3 separate regions of the Mus musculus genome follow, and all the other regions are linked to region 1. A link is a loop called in an ENCODE intact Hi-C map of the cell type or tissue named here. Cell type or tissue: left cerebral cortex. All regions are shown on one strand.

Region 1 (2,500 bases):
TGGTACCCCAGAAGACACACATTCCCCTGCACCACCTGGGCACACAGTGGGCACTTGCTTTAAGCTTTTAGGGCCAGTTTTTGTAACTAGATGCCAAGCAGGGTTTGTGATTAACTTACTGAAAGCCTTAGGAGTGGTAATCTCCCTGTCTGAGCTGTTCTTAATCAAGTTCAGTTGAGTTATTATTATGTAAATAATGCTTATCACTGAAATATCTGACAAAATGCAGATCAGGCTTCTTAGGTTTGGTAGAGCTGGAGAAGAAAAGAACTGCATTGGCTGGCTGGCTGGCAGCAGAGAAACTAAATCACAGGCTGCTTGCACCTAGTCCTAAAACTTCCTAAAATTTAAGGAAATTTGAAAACAACCCTGCAGAGTTGTGGCCTAGTCAGGTGCTATGGTTCTGATTCTGTTTTGTTACTTGACCAGGTGAGTAGAATGTGGTCATCTCATTCCCTCCTTGTAGTGAGTCCGTGGGCTACATTACCAAGAGAAAGAGGAGTGCATGGGAACGGCTGGTTTGTAGAATGAAAACTTTTTTGGTTGTGAGCTTAGCCTCTCATCACTGAACCCTCTCTCCACCCCAGTGAAGACTTTCTTACCATGTCATGTTGACCCCTCTTCTGGCTTTTCTGTTTTCTTGGCTAAGATTACAGATAAGCACAGAACTCGGAGTTAGAAGAGCTGCTTTTTTCTGGGTTGCTGAAATGCTCCTGGTGATTGCTGTTTGTGTTTGGGCCACTGCTATCCATCCACAACTGTGTGATTGTTTGTGCAACAGGATCTTAGCAGCCTCACAATGAACCATTCTTTGGAATTTTACAAAGATGTCATTCTTGGCACCTAAACTGAAAATCATTTGTGCCTAACCCATCATTTTCCATTTATGAATCCAGTTTAATTAGAAAGTAGTTTATGAACAGTGCCCCATTTTTCAAGTGTAATTTGAAATAGCAGATGGCAGACGTGCACATTACCTGCTTGCCCAAGCCTAAATGCTTACTCATTCACACTCATGCCTTTAGCAAAGCCAACTATAGAAGGTGTGGGAGGCAGGCAAACCGCCTGGGGAACCCAGGCCTCATTGAGCTCGTTGCTGCCACCTGCTGGGGCCTGTTTGTGGAAGGCTGTCCAATAGACAGATGCTAAGCTTTCCAGTGACCTCACCGAGCTCTAGTCTCTGCTGTTACATTTCTAAAAGACAAGCCTGGTAGTAGTGGTGCATGCCTTTAATTCCAGTACTCAGGAGGTGGAGGCAGAGGCAGGCTGATCTCTCAGTTCCAGGCCAGCCTGGTCTACAGAGAGAGTTTCAGAACAGCCAGAGTTACATAGTGAGACCTTGTCTCAAAAAGAAACAAACTTCTAGATGGCAGCCTATCTGTGGGTTAATGGATTGTGCTCCATTGTTTCAGATCAGCAGGTAGGGATTTGACTATTTGGTAACATGGCCCCTTGAGGTTCTGAGAACAAAGGATATCAAGAGCTCAAAATCCCTGGAGTGTGGGAGCTGTAACAGCCTCGGAGCAGATAGCGTGATCTTCAGAATCTTGGCTAGGGACTTGGACAGAGAAAGGAAGAACACAAATTTGAGCTCAGTCTGGACCGCCTAATGACACCATGTCTCAAAAAAACAAGGACAGTTTGGGTCTGGTGGCACTTGGAGGCAGAGCCAGGGAGATCTCCCCTAGTTTAGGGCAAGCCTGGTCTACATAGAATGTTGCAGGCTAGCCTAGGCTGTATTGTCAGACCCTATTTATAAAGGGAGGGGTCATAGTGGCAAATGCCTTTAATCCCAGTACTCTGAAAGCAGAGGCAGGTAAATGTCTGAGTTTGAAGCTAGCTGGTTTCATAAGAGAGTTCCTGGCCAGCCAGGGCTACAGAGTAAAATCCTGTCCATATGTGCACACACAGGGGTTTGTTAAAGATTCACACATAATGTGGTTTGGGTAGTAGTGCATTCGGTGCAAATATTATCTAGACAGGAGTTCTTCAACCATTAGTGCCTCTCGTTTTGGTGAATTATATATCCTCCTGCAGTGAGAAGAGCCATCTTGACATTGTGCCTAGTTCTTTGAAGCAGATACTCAGAAGTTGGATTGGGTGGGGTGTTTGTTAGTTGGTTGGTTGGTTGGCAGGACACATCACTTGTGAATAATTAGCTTTCTTTTCTAGAGGTTACTGTCATTTGTATTATTGGTCAATGGGTGCTTCAGTGGGCTTTGGCAAACAAAGGCAGGGTTTTGTAGTCCACTTAACACAGTCTTAATTTCCACGACTCCAGTAATCATTTGGGAAGCAGGTTCTGGGGACATAAAATAATGTAAGCCGAGCACAGGAAGCCTGCGCCCTCTCGTTCTTAGTCTTCTCTCTGCTATGGCAGGCTCGGGCAACACAAAGTTTCAGGCTACCCCTTTCCTTATTCCACAGGGAAGGGGTAGTCTGAAACTCAGAAGATCCATCTTAGGTCAGATGGGGTGTGGCTCACGATTTTATTCCCTGC
Region 2 (2,500 bases), 580 kb before region 1:
AGGTTAAGAGTCCTGCTACTAGGGAAAGCTGGGAAGAGAGGCTCAAGTGTCCATGGTCCATGGTCAGGCAAAACGTAGCTCCTGCATAACGGCTGGTGGCTTCTCTATAGTGTGCGTGTAAGAGACAGTGCAGCCAGTGCAACACTGGGGGAAACACTCCCATGACTTGATAACTACTGCAGCCATGTGTAAAATCCACAGCAGAGCCAGTGTTGGGACATTACAGAGACCCAGAAAAGCAGAGGGCTGCCTTGAATCATCAGTACCTTAGCCACTGCTCTCTCAGCGCTCATGAAACCACAGATAGGATCTTAATCTTGGGCCAGTGAATTCTATGTATTACCTTTATTTTTTTAAAGAATTACTTATTTTATGTATGAGTACACTGTCACTGTCTTCAGACACAGCAGAAGAGGGCATCAGATCCCATTACAGATGGTTGTGAGCCACAATGTGGTTGCTGGGAATTGAACTCAGGACCTCTGGAAGAGCAGTCAGGGCTCTTAACCGCTGAGCCATCTCTCCAGCACCTATAAATTACATTAAGACTGGAAAAACATGCAAATAACTAATGGCAGGAACAACGTCAGTAGACAACTTGGCTACCGTACAGACTCACAAAACCACCACAGACCCGGAAGCAGGGAAGAGCGAAGCTTTGATGAACACTAATGTTCTGGTCCAGGAGACAGACGACTTACCCAATGCTGTGTCACCAGAACCACAAACTGCTTTGAACAGCCAAACTCAGTGTGAGCCACCCCCGTACTCCGTGTCATCTCCTCCAAACAAACTGTCTACACACGAGAGGCTCAAGGACTGCAGGAAAGACCCCTTAGCATACTTTAGATGAGACCTTACATCTACAGGACGCCTCTCCCAGCACCACGGTGTGTCACCTTGCCACAGTGGCCTGTGATAAATAAAACTCAAGACGTCACAGTGCCTTCCTCCCCTCAACCGATATGACAAAACCCCTGAGAGAAGGCAGGGCTGGCCTGCCACTGTGTGCTATTTAATTTTGCAGAAAGCAGCCATGTTCTATCACACTAGACTAGAGACCAGCACTTGGCATTATTAATAGGAAAACTAACGCAAATAAAGGAAAAAAAAAAAAAAAGCAAGATGGAATCAGGCAGCGTTTAACTGCCCAGGTGCATGCCCTTGCCAGGGCCTCTATCCCTTCCCTTCCACCCCTCACTGCTCCATCTTAGTCCTTAGTCTACGCAGTCACTGCTATCTAGAGGGTTTCCTGATAACAACCACACTACATTGTACCGTTTAAGACACCAGGAAAGCCTGGGATGAGGCTCAGAGAGCATTCCATCATAAAAGTTAAACTGTAAAGCTCTGCTATATAAAACAGTTAACATTTAACAGAAAAACTTTGATTTCTGCATAACCACGAGCTTGCTCTGCACGGAACCAAAGGGAACCTACAAACATACAAGCCTGCCACCTTGTGGAACACATGCAGAATTACAACCTCCGAGCTAAATGTACTAAAATATACTAGATATTAAAAAACAGTAATCAAGATAACATATCCATTCTAAAACATTAAATATTAGTGGAGAGGTCCACTAGCATTCATTCAACTGGTTGTTATTAATGTTTTATTTAGTGAAATCATTTGGAATCAAAACTAAAGTTTCTCTTTAGACATGAGCAGAATTGCTCCCGTAGATAGTGGAATAAACTTGGGGTCTCATCCCCTCTTAGTTACAATAGCCACCACCTATGCTTAATGAACACAACACGGCAACTCCACTGCCCACCAACAGCACCACTGGACCAATTTTACCCTATGAAGGAGAATTCCTATACAATCTTTACTATTTCATAATTAGACTGCAATGAGTCCAAACTCTCAGAAGAATCTACTCATTACTTCTTGATAACAAACTGCCACAAAAGAGCCTGGTCTAAAATAGCGAATAAAAGACAGAAAAAACCATTGACTTTTTCCGAGTACCTGCTGCAGTCATGGATTTTTCAGAAAGCAGTAGCCTTTGGGGAAACACAGCCTCCTTTGACGCTGAGGGTTAGCCGTGGCTCTTGTGAGAACATGGGCTGCCAGGTTACAGAAACTCCTTGTGAATGTGGCTCAGTGCGATCCACAGAGCTTCCGATGGCCCTGGGTCTGGTCCTTTCCGGGTTCCTATAACAGTCTGCGTGTCCACCTTGGGGAGGAAATAATCCTACGGCCTAAGGGACTGACAAACTCTTAGAACAGTGCTAATGTACTTCCTGCTTCCAAGGATTTAGTTATTAAACCTGGACAGGATGGACAAAAGCTACAGAGACAAAAATGGAGAATCTGTTCCAAACGTCTTTTTTTTCAGATAAGGATTCCATCTTTTGGCGAAGTGTTTTCCTTTGTTCTGTTTTGTTCTTCACAAACAACAAAACAAAACTTGTAGGCGAGAAGCAGGGAGATCATTACTTTTTTTTTCTGCTCTACAATTCCATCTGAAGGAAACTGGAAAACTGACTATCT
Region 3 (2,500 bases), 63 kb before region 1:
AGCAGTTTCCTAGAAATTTTCAGCAAAATATCAATTTAGCCATAATTCTAGTATGAAATACAGGAGCTATAATAAAGCTTTTGGTGCCTGCTATTTTAAAAGTCAAATCAGTAGCTCGAATGTGTTTTACAGTCACATTTTGATTCACTGTTACCCCTGCTTTAGGTAGCTCTGTACATTTATTTTGCTCTCCATGTTTATTTTATAAACCAGTTCATCTTCTTCATGGATTTTTGCTCTTAAGTAGAAAAGATTTTGAATCGTATGTTGTTAGCATTTGCAGTAGTGAATGATAGATGAAGTACCCAAGACATTCTCATTGAAAGACAGCTTAAGGGAAAAAAAAAAAAAAATAAATAGCAAAAGCATTGTCTTTATTTACAGTTTAGAAGACCACAGCTTCACTGTCGGTGGAAATGTGATGGCAGAACACCCCAGAGAAGGACATCTTTAGTGATAGATTTACATACCGTTAGCTCACAGTACTTGCTTAGCAGCCGGGCTCTGGACTAGCTGGCTGGGCACGTTGTTTGGGATGCCTTTGATTCTGTGGCTTCTGAAGCTTGCTGGCTGCATGCTTGTTGCCTTTGTTCATGAGACAGGTAATTACTTGATAAAATGAAGTGCATCGCTGTGAACAATTGACCCTTTGGAGCAGTCCAGGCTAGTCAGCAGTCTAAACCCACATTTTAAAGCCATCATTATGGCCTCAAACTTAAGAGTTTCCAAGGTGCAGACAAAGGTGTTGTCTTCCTTTAGTACAAGTCGAGTGCCGTTCTCAGACTTGATGAAGTATTTAAATTGAATGATATTTGACGACACAGAGAACTCCTCTGGAAACCCATCCAGCCTGCTTTTGGATACCAGAACAATGCGAGATTTTATTTTTGATATGAAATCAGGAGCATTACAGAAGATTCTCAGTCCTTGTGAGCGATCGTGATTATCTGTTATTTCCAAGAAAGTAGTCTCTCGGGGGGTCAGCTGTTCTTTTTCCCACCTGGATTTCACCTCCTCTGCCAGCCCCTTGAGCTGGAAGAATTCTGCTTCTTGAGCAAGAAGTTGATTTTCTCGAAATCCTTCGGGTAGTAGAAGTTCTCCATTTCGTAGGAAGTTTAGGACATGCCTGAAGAGAAGCCCGTCCCTGTCTATGAAGTAATGGCCATCAGCATCGAATGGACAGAGGATTTTCCCATTTACGATACCTTCAAGGAAAGTGTCTGGGTACTTGGTCAGTGTCTGCTTTTGAGTAATATATAAATATCCACCAACGTTGAGGGTCATCAGCGTGGATTTGCAGTTCTTGCCTTGCTCGGCATCTTCCACGCTGTTGTGCCTCCCTTCGTACTCCCTTTCCTTTTCTCTTCTGATTATTTTACGCTCCATTTTCAAGATGCTATTTCAGCTTGTTCTTCTTGGCTTGGAGATTTTTTTTTCCTTTTAAAAAAGAAACACTACCACACAAGCACGCCTTTATTCCTTCCCAGCCTGGCGATGCAATGAAATGCTGGTAGCACCGCCTGCGCTGGCAGCTGGGTTTTGCAGTAGGTGGCGTGTCAGCTATGCATGCAGGAGCTTTCTGGAGTAAGACGGAAAAGAGAATTTGCATTTAACTGTATCAGGGAAGGGATTTGTTGCAAAAGGATTTCTATGTCTATTTTATGAGTAAAGGAGACGTATTCAGGGCAAATTGACTTTCCTCTAACAAACTGCCACTCCACTTTAATTCCCAGGTAAATAAGAATTTCTGTCCATTTCTAAAGGTCTAAGGCATTGCTTAGTGTAAGTCATTAGACTAATACTGAGTTACACTGTCACCTTTTGGAAATAGAATGTGTTGCACTGGTATTATTTCAAATAAATCATAATAGGAGTCCTAAGGTGAAAGAAACTAGCATATAGATTTTTTTCCTATAAAAGTATAGTGTTTGCAGTGTTGTAGACCCAGACAAAAGTATTTAGGCTTGCTGTTGTGACACTGAATTTGAATTTAGTTGAATTTGTATGTGTTTTGGATTTGGGTCTCTTTGTTAAATGAGAAGAAGTTTGCATAACTTCTTTTCATACAAGGTTGTTTATTTACTTATTTTTTTTACTAAAAAGTTGAAAAAAGTCATGTAGACTGGTTTTGTAGTATTCATTCACATTTTGTTAGTTACAATTTCCTGTAAGAAATCCATGAGCTCATTTTACCCTGCTTCAGTGCTGCAGAGAAGGCTATAGCCATGTAGCCATGTACATTCAGAGAGAAAGCTGATTCTACATGCCTACTCTGTTATAGTGTCGTGGGCAAGTTCGGGTTTACTTGTTGTCTCACAGAGAGTGACAGAATAGTGTGAGTTGAATGCATTCCTGTCCCTTCGTCTTTAAAAATGCCTTCCAGAGCATTTTAGGATTCTGAGCTTATACTTTTAGAATCAGAGCCCCAGATATAGAAATCTGGGTGTGTTTCCAGTATGCATTACTTGAGCAACCTGTCTACTAAATTACCCTGAGGAAC

Evidence for each region. A loop is a pair of places that touch in the nucleus more often than their neighbours do. Peaks named below come from ENCODE experiments on the same cell type or tissue, not always from the same donor. Only the 100,000 strongest peaks of a DNase experiment are listed, where the experiment ranks them.
Region 2: a loop joins it to region 1, with 2.2 times the contacts of the local background. A loop is called at or near these places in 7 of 42 quality-filtered maps.
Region 3: a loop joins it to region 1, with 4 times the contacts of the local background. A loop is called at or near these places in 6 of 42 quality-filtered maps.

The regions. Positions count from the first base shown.
Region 1 is chr14:75,898,324-75,900,823 of GRCm38, reverse strand. The region is part of intron 7 of Gtf2f2 (general transcription factor IIF, polypeptide 2); the gene reads left to right. Among named protein-coding and RNA genes, the nearest start is that of Gm52138, 8.9 kb to the right of the region's middle. In left cerebral cortex, a CTCF peak has its summit at 1,105 (motif pointing left); DNase peaks (open chromatin) are centred at 300 and 1,070; H3K27ac peaks cover 1,862 bases.
Region 2 is chr14:76,478,904-76,481,403 of GRCm38, reverse strand. All of the region lies in intron 1 of Tsc22d1 (TSC22 domain family, member 1), which reads right to left. Among named protein-coding and RNA genes, the nearest start is that of 4930444M15Rik, 41 kb to the left of the region's middle. In left cerebral cortex, a CTCF peak has its summit at 1,472 (motif pointing left); a DNase peak (open chromatin) is centred at 1,431.
Region 3 is chr14:75,961,477-75,963,976 of GRCm38, reverse strand. All of the region lies in intron 4 of Gtf2f2 (general transcription factor IIF, polypeptide 2), which reads left to right. Kctd4 (potassium channel tetramerisation domain containing 4) reads right to left here. Exons shown (of 2, transcript NM_026214.3): 2 at 1-1,579. The coding sequence starts at 1,386. The coding sequence ends at 607. Among named protein-coding and RNA genes, the nearest start is that of Kctd4, 7.7 kb to the right of the region's middle. In left cerebral cortex, a CTCF peak has its summit at 1,546; DNase peaks (open chromatin) are centred at 644 and 1,510; H3K4me3 peaks cover 1,850 bases; H3K27ac peaks cover 2,171 bases.